2 separate regions of the Homo sapiens genome follow, and region 1 is linked to region 2. A link is an interaction called in ENCODE POLR2A ChIA-PET data of the cell type or tissue named here. Cell type or tissue: HCT116. All regions are shown on one strand. Each heading gives the region's core, and the rest is flanking DNA. Links, peaks and the distances in the headings are about the cores only.

Region 1 (4,389 bases), core at 219-4,218, 68 kb before region 2:
GGGCTTTTAGAAGGTTGGAGGAGATGGAGTACAGGCAGGGGTGGCAGGAAAGTTGTTTTTTCAGTGGAAGCCAAAGACAAACTTCAAGAGAAGAGGAAAAGTTGTTTGTTAAACTCTCTAGTGGTTTTCTGCATTGGCGATGGGAAGTCAAACCAAAGCACTGGGCTTTTGGCCTCAGCGGGGTGCTGCACCTGCAGGGTACGGAAGGGCACCTGGCATGAGGGAAAATGAGTGATTTATCTAACAAGTTGTCTTATTAGGAAAACATGGTGGCTCACTCCTCTAATCCTAGCACTTTGTGAGTTGTGATATGATTTCCAGGTGGGAGAATCACTTGAGCCCAGGAGTTCGAGATCAGCCTAGGCAACATAGTGAGACTCTATCTCTTAAAAAATTAGCCAGGCATGGTGGTCCACCTGTGGTCCCAGCTGCTTGGGAAGCTGAGGCGGGAGGATCGCTCGAGCCTGGGAGGTCAAGGTTGTAATGAGCTGTGATTGCGCCACTGCACTCTAGCCTGGGTGACAGAGTGAGACCCTCTCAAAAAAAAAAAAAAAAAAAAAAAGGCTGGGTGCGGTGGCTCATGCCTGTAATGCCAGCACTTTGGGAGGCCGAGGCGGGCAGATCACGAGGTCAGGAGTTTGAGACCAGCTTGGCCAACATGGTGAAACCTCATCTCTACTAAAAATACAAAAATTAGCCGGGTGTGGTGGCGCACGCCTGTAGTCCTAGCTACTCAGGAGGCTGAGGCAAGAGAATTGCTTGAACCCGGGAGGCGGAGGTTGCAGTGAGCTGAGCTCGTGCCACTGCACTCCAGCCTGGAATCTGTCTCAGAAGAGAAAAAAAATATCAGAAAACATTCAGACATTTAAAAAAGTATAGTGATTCTGTTCCAGATGAAGAAACAAGTAGAGATAAAATTGCAGCCCCTAGGCTGGGTGAGGTGGCTCACTCCTGTAATCCCAGCAGTTTGGGAGGCCAAGGCAGGTGGATCACCTGAGGTCAGAAATTCGAGACCAGGCTGGTCAATGTGGTGAAAATCTGTCTCTACTAAAAATACAAAAATTAGTTGGGTGTGGTGGCATGTACCTGTAGTCCCAGCTAATCAGGAGGCTGAGGCAGGAGAATTGCTTGAACCCAGGAGGTGGAGGTTGCAGTGAGCCAAGACTGCACCACTGCACTCCAGCCTGGGCCACAGAGCAACACTCCATCTCAAAAAAATAAAAAAGAAAAGAAAAAGAAAAAATAGCTGGGCACGGTGGTGGGCAGGCACCTGTAGTCCCAGCTACCTGGGAGGCTGAGGCAGGAGAATCGCTTGAGCCTGGTAGGCAGAGGTTGCAGTGAGCCAAGATTGCACCACTGCATTCCAGCCTGTGCAACAGAGCAAGACTGCATCTCAAAACAACAAGTAAATGGAATCATGTAATACGTGGTCTTTTGTGGACTGGTCAAGTGCATTTCTTTTAACGATTGAATGGCATTCCATCACATAAATTTACCACAATTTATTTATCCAAATAAATGGTGTGGAATTTTGCTTTCAGTCAAGATGGAGTAAAAAGGGGACTGTATTTTCCCTCCTGCCTGAAAAACTAAAACTCCAGACAAAATGGATGAGACAGCAGTTCTGAAGATGCTGGACATCAGGAACAAAGGACAGTGATCTGAGAGATGGGAAACGAGGGAGCTGAGCCCTGACTGCCCCAGCTCTACTGACTGCAGAGGGTCTCCAGGCTGTGGGACAGGGAGGGGGGATCCAGGTGGAGGCCAGTGGACTCCCAAGTTGAGTAGATGAAGCTGGCAGTCCAGGCAAGCCAAGGTGGCTAGAATTCACAGTGCATCCTACTGGGGACAAGAGAGCGAGAGAGAGAGAAAGAAGGAGAGAAAGAAGCCTGGAACCTGCAGAGACGCCTCCTCAAGTCTTCGCTGAGTACTGATTATTGCATGCATCTGAGGAAACCACCCAAGGCTGGGGAGAAAGCCCTCTAAATGAATTAAAGTGAACAATCCTCAGAACTCACACAGGGTTAGGAACAATGCCAGACTGGAAACTGTATAAATTTAAGGTATCACTGTTCAGAGCACCCAGAGAGGTTTTGCCTCAGTACCAGATAAAAATTAACCCGCAGCCTAGGCAACATAGCAAGACACTGTCTCTACACAAAATACAAAAATTAGCTGGGTGTGGTAGTGCATACCTGTAGTCCCAGCTACTCAGGAGGCTGAGGCAGGAGGATCACTTGATTCCAGGAGCCCAAGGCTGCAGTGAGCTCTGATTGCTACTCTACTCTAGCCTGGGCAACAGAGCAAGACCCTATCTCAAACATGAAAAAAATGTAAAATTAACCCTAGACTAAACACTGTTCTGGTCTTGCCTAACAAAGCTTAGAAGCAAGACCCAAAAGTATTAAACTATTTCCAAGAAATCATTGTAGAACTAAGCCTAAGAATATTTATGAGAACACAAAAAATATCCAGCACCCAATAAGGCAAAATTCACAATGTCTGGCACCCAATCAAAAATTGCCAGGTATTGGCCAGGCACTGGCCAGGCACAGTGGCTCATGCCTATAATCCCAGCACTTCGGAGGGACAAGGCGGGCAGATCACTTGGGGTCAGACATTCAAGACCAACCTGGCCGACATGGTGAAACCCCACCTCTATTAAAAATACAAAAATTAGCCAGGCCTGGTGACACATGCCTGTAGTCCCGGCTACTCAGGAGGCTGAGGCAGGAGAATTTGCTTGAACCAGGGAGGCGGAGGTTGCAATAGGCTGAGATCACACCACTGCACTCCAGCCTGGGTGACAGAATGAGACTCCATCTCAAAAAAAAAAAAAAAAAAAAATTTCCAGGCATTAAAAGAAATAGGAGAAATAGGCTGGGCATGGTGGCTCACACCTGTAATCCCAGCACTTTGGAAGGCCGAGGCGGGCAGATCACAAGGTCAGGAGATCGAGACCATCCTGGCTAACACAGTGAAACCCCATCTCTACTAAAAATATAAAAAATTAGCTGGGCGTGGTGGCGGGCGCTTGTAGTCCCAGCTACTCAGGAGGCTGAGGCAGGAGAATGGTGTGAACCCGGGAGGTGGAGCTTGCAGTGAGCCGAGATCGCACCAGTGCACCCCAGCCCGGGCGACAGAGCAAGACTCTGTCTCAAAAAAAAAAAAAAAAAAAAAAAGAAATAGCAATAAATTAAAACTGACCTAGAAACAACACCAATAATAGAATTAACAGACAAAGGCATTAAAACAATTATAACTATATTCCATATGTCAAAAAGTTGAGACATGGAGGATATAAAAAAGACCCAGATCACACTTGTAGAGATAAAATCTGTGATATCTGAGATAAAAAATATGCTGGATGGGATCTATAGCAGATTAGACATTATAGATGAAAAGATGAGTCAACTTGAGTACATAGTAATAAATACTATCCAAAATGAAATCTAGGAAAAAAGAATATATATATTTTTTTTGACAGAGTGGAGTCTCGCTGTGTCACCCAGGCTGGGGTGCAGCGCCGCGATCTCAGCTCACTGCAACCTCCACCTCCTGGGTTGAAGCAATTCTCCTGCCTCAGCCTCCCATGTAGCTGGGATTACAGGGGTGTGCCCGGCTAATTTTTGTATTTTTTTTTTTTTTTTTTTTTTTAGTAGAGACAGGGTTTCACTATATTGGCCAGGCTGGTCTCAAACTCCTGACTTTGTGATCTATCTGCCTCGGCCTCCCAAAGTGCTGGGATTATAGGCGTGAGCCACCGTGCCCGGCAGGAAAAAAGAATTTTTAAAAATGAACGGAGCCACCAGTGAGTGGTGGTACAATTTCGAGCAATCAAATATATTTGGAATTGGAATCACTGAAGGAGGAAGGGATGGTACAGAAAACTTGAAGAAATAATGGCAGACAATTTTCCTAATTTGATTAAAACTGTAAATCCACAGATTCAAGAAGCTCAATTAGTCCCAAGCACAATAAACACAAGGGAAACTATATCAGAGTATATCCAAATTAAATTGCCATGATAAAGAGAAAATCTTGAGGCCAGGTGCAGTGGCTCATCCCTGTTATCCTAGCACTGTGGGAAGCTAAGGCAGGAGGATCACTTGAGGCCAGGAATTCAACACCAGACTGAACAATATAGGAAAACCCTATTTCTACAAAAAATTAAAAAATTAGCCAAGCACGGAGGCATATGCCTGTAGTTCTAGCTACTCAAGAAACCGAGCCAGGAGGATTAGTTGAGCCCAGGGAGTTGAGGCTGCAGTGAGTTATGGTTGCGCCACTGCACTCCAGCCTGGGTGACAGAGTAAGACCCTGTCTCAAAAAACAACAACAAAAAAAAAAAAACACAAAGGAAAGCTTAAAAGCAGCCAGCACCCAGTA
Region 2 (4,389 bases), core at 274-4,273:
TGGGTTTCCCTGAGCAAGGCTGGGGTGGTGGAAGGAGCTATTTTGTTCCAGTGGGTATTAAATATTAAAGCTTTTGTTTTGTGTCGTGGGGAGGTTAAGTGGATTTTCTCCTGGGCTGGTTGTTGAACAGCTGAGAGTGAAACTGGCTTCTTAGAGTAGGACTAAAAAGCTCCAGAGAGTGGCTCACAGAGGGGTTGCTTAACCACTGTGAGCCACAGCTCCTCCTGGAAAACCTGAAACCATCAGGAGCACTTCCCTTGTAAGGTCACCTGAGAAAGTGAGTGAGGAGATATCTCACTTCCCAAACCAGGGTTCTTTGGCCCCCAGACACATGACTTTTACTCTCTCTCTTCCCATCCTTGCCTCCAGAATTAGCAAGGGCACCCAGTCAGCCATCCTGTTCTAGTGACTTGGACAAGGCATCAGAAAAGCATTTGTTAGGCCAGGTGCGGTGGCTCACGCCTGTAATTCCAGCACTTTGGGAGGCCGAGGTGTGCGGATCACAAGGTCAGGAGTTCGAGACCAGTCTGGCCAATATGGTGAAACCCCGTCTCTACTAAAAATACAAAAATTAGCTGGGCGTGGTAGTGGGTGCCTGTAGTTCCAGTTACTTGGGAGGCTGAGACAGGAGAATCGCTTGAACCTGGGAGGTGGAGGTTGCAGTGAGCCAAGATGGCGCCACTGCACTCCAGCCTGGGCAACAGAGCAAGACTCCATCACCAAAAAAAAAAAAAGCGTTTGTTCCATGCTACTGTGCAAAAAGAAAAGTGCTGCTGCTGGCTATCTGGTCAGGGCAGGGAAGTGGTTTTGCCATCACTGGTCCTCTGATTTCACTCAACACTTCATTTACCAGGGTCTATGTGTTGGGCACAGGTGCTGGATGCCCCAGCAGCACGTGTTTATACCGCACTGTCCAGTGATTTGTACAAACAATTGCCTGCTGAGGTTGTTGATCTGGGAAGGCGCCAAGGAGGGGGTGACAGCCAGTTTTGAAATAACAGAATTTTCTGCAACAAAACTGTGTCTGTGTCTAGCTGGCATGGGTGAAGAGGGGATTGAGGAAATACATTCATTTCAATATGTATTCTTTTTATGTTAATTTAATTTTATTTTTGTAGAGACAAGCTTTCACCATGTGGGCCAGGCTGGTCTCAAACTCATGACCTCAAGTGATCCGCCTGCCTCAGCCTCCCAAAGTGCTGGGATTACCGGCGTGAGCCACCGCGCCTGGCCGACTCTTTTTTTTTTTCGAGACCCAAGCTGGAGTGCAGTGGTGTGAACACAGATCACTGCAGCCTTGACCTCCTGGGCTTAAGTGATCCTCCCACCTCAGCCTCCCGAGTAGCTGGGACTATACGTGCATGCCACCACATCTGGCTTTGTGTGTGTGTGTGTGTGTGTGTGTGTGTGTGTGTGTGTGTGTATGTTTGGTAGAGATGGGTTTTGCCATGTTGCCCAGGCTGGTCTTAAACTCCTGAGCTCAAGTGATTCACCCACCTCTGCCTCCCAAAGTGCTGGGATTACAGGCGTGAGCCACTGTGGCTGGCTCCTCCACAGATGTTATGTGGGAGAGTAGCATGCTTTTCAGCGATGTATGGAGAGGTTTCAGAGGGAAGACCGGAGGTCCTCTATGGGGTATTTTGGGAATTTGTGTACCTGTGTACCTGTGCCCAAGCATTTCCATATTAAAACAGAGTCTTTCTATGCTGCCCATGCTAGACTTGAACTTTTGGGCTCAAGCAATCCTCCTGCCTCAGCCTCCTGAGTAGCTGGGACTACAGGTGTGCCCCATACATATTTAATATGAAACATTTCATTATTAACGTTTCTCCTTTATATTACAATTAGAGAATATTATTTTAAAATTGTGTGTACAAAAAATCATTTCAAAAATTCTTTTTTTTTTTTTTTTTTTTTTGAGACAGAGTCTTGTTCTGTCACCCAGGCTGGAATGCAGTAGTATGATCTTGGCTCACTGCAACCTCTGCCTCCTGGGTTCAAGCAATTCTTTTTCCTCAGCCTCCCTAGTAGCTGGGATTACAGGCGCCCACCACTAAGCCCAGCTAATTTTTGTATTTTTAGTCGAGATGGGGTTTCACCATGTTGGCCAGGCTGGTCTCAAACTCCTGACCTCAGGTGATCCACCGGCCTTGGCCTCCCAAAGTGCTGGGATTACAGGCGTGAGCCACCCTGCCTGGCCAAGCCTTTTTATTTTTACTTTGCTCTGTTGCCCAGGCTGGAGTGCAGTGGGCTCAAGTGATCCTCCCCTCTCGGCCTCCTGAAGTACTGGGATTGTAGGCATGAGCCACCATGGCTGACTGTTTTGTTTTTTGTAAAGAAAAAAAAAATGAAAGGAAAAAAATAGAAGCTCCTTCTTACAAAAGATCTGTTTTACAAAAGAAGAAATTGTGTGTATAGCCATAAGTTATATTATCTATGAATTCCAGGTTAAGATAGCAAAGAAGGATTTATAAAATATTTTTTAAAAAGAGTGGAGGTGTCCAGTGGAGCTGAGGCCTCTTGTGCAGGACCCACATTAAATGGGAGCGATGGTCCGCACACCATGGCCAGGGTCCCCTTCCCATCTGAGGGCCGGGCTGGAGGGCGTCAGACAGAAGTTAGGGAAGCCTCTCAGTGCCAGCGAGATGGGGAGAGCATGCTAGAAAGCTCTATTCAGGGAAGGACACCTGGCCTGGAAGGGGCAGACTCTGAGGGGCAGGGACACGTCAGAGACACAGCAAAATGGGGCTTGTGTAGCAAAACTGTGTAGGGGCCCAGACTTTGCACCTGCTTCAGAAGCCAGAGCTCCACTGCCGACTCAGAGACACCACAGAAGATGGGAAGCGGCCTGCAGAGGGTGCCTCCTAGAGCTTCCCTGGGACTCAGGCAAGGCCAGAACCACCGTTCTGGGGTGACTGGGACCTGGTAGGAAAACAGCTGCCCTGTGGATCATGGCGACCTTCCCGGCTCCACATTCTGGGCCTGGGGCCATCTGGGGCCCCTTCAGACTAAAGGACTGACATCCGTCCTGCCACAACCAATGCTCCTGTCCCTTCCTGGGGTGACAGGAAGTTGGTGTTGTGTGTGTGTGCACGTGTGCACAGGTGTGCACTGTGGCCCTTCTGGGAGGCTACACTCGGAATAAGCTCTGCCTCTCGGGGGAGGCATCAATGAGAATGTACTGACTTAGTCTGTGTTGCTATAAAGGAACACCTGAGGCTGGGGAATTAATAAACAAGAGGGGCTTGTTGGACTCACAGTTCTGCAGACTGTGCCAGAAGCATGGAGCCAGCATCTGCTTCCGGCAAGGACCTCAGGAAGCTTCCACTCATGGCAGAAGGGGAAGGGGAGCTGGTGGTCCGTGCAGATCGCAGGGTAAGGGGGAGGCAAGAGAGAGGAGAGGAGGTGCCAGGCTCCTTTTAACAACCAATTCTCGGCCCGGTACAGTGGCTCACACCTGTAATCCCAGCACTTTGGGAGGCCAAGGTGGATGGATTGCTTGAGGTCAGAAGTTTGAAACCGGTGTGGCCAACATGATGTAAATCCGTCTCTACTAAAAATACAAAAATCAGCCTGGCATGGTGGTGTGCACCTGTAATTCCAGCTACTTGAGAGGCTGAGGCAGGAGAATTGCTTGAACCTGGGAGGTATGGTTGCAGTGAACCGAGATCGCGCCACTGCACTCCAGCCTGGGCAACAGAGTGAGGCTCTGTCTCAAACAAAACAAAACAAAACAAAAACAAAAACAAAAACAAAAAGCAAAAAACCCCAAAAAACAAAACAAAAAAAACCAAACCAAAAAACCTATCAATTCTCCTGAGAACTAACAGTAAGGACTCACTCACTGCCACGAGAAAGGCAGGAAGCCATTCATGTGGGATCCACTCCTGGGGTCCAAACACCTCCCACCAGGACCCACCTCCAACATCAAGATCACATTTCAACATCAGATTTGGAGGGGACAAACATGACAAATGTCAGCTTATGATTTCTTGTGGAATTGCACTTCAAATTTATTCAGACTCATCTGAAATAAATGTTGGTTGAACATGATGTGACTGTCACATTGACTTTGCATCACCTCTCCCCCAGCCATTCCATCTCTGCTGGTTATAAGAAATCTCTTACTAGCAGTCGTTTAATTGTTGTTTACTTTAAAAGTCGCTTACTTTAAAAGTCGTTTACTTTATCTTAGTTTATTTTTTAGAGATAGAGTCTTGCTCTGTTGCCCAGGCTGGAGTGCAGTGGCACAATCGTAGCTCACTGCAGCTCCTAGGCTCAAGTGATCCTCCCACCTCAGTGTCTAGAGTAGGTGAGACCACAGGCACATACCACCCACACCTGGCTGATTTTTAAATTTATTTTGTATAAGGGGTGGGGATGTTGCAA

The links. Peaks named below come from ENCODE experiments on the same cell type or tissue, not always from the same donor. Only the 100,000 strongest peaks of a DNase experiment are listed, where the experiment ranks them.
Region 1: POLR2A ChIA-PET joins it to region 2 with 5 read pairs; 4 of 35 experiments call an interaction of 5 or more read pairs at or near these places.

Annotation. Positions count from the first base shown.
Region 1 is chr3:53,202,988-53,207,376 of GRCh38, forward strand. No RefSeq gene overlaps it. Among named protein-coding and RNA genes, the nearest start is that of PRKCD, 44 kb to the left of the region's middle. RefSeq lists an enhancer at 1-213. In HCT116, for the core only: no CTCF peak of the experiment used is centred there; no DNase peak of the experiment used is centred there.
Region 2 is chr3:53,270,521-53,274,909 of GRCh38, forward strand. The region is part of intron 1 of LOC107986087 (a long non-coding RNA gene); the gene reads left to right. Among named protein-coding and RNA genes, the nearest start is that of TKT, 17 kb to the left of the region's middle. RefSeq lists enhancers at 1-280, 898-1,783, 2,879-3,431 and a cis regulatory region at 1-234. In HCT116, for the core only: no CTCF peak of the experiment used is centred there; no DNase peak of the experiment used is centred there; H3K4me3 peaks cover 43 bases; H3K27ac peaks cover 1,296 bases.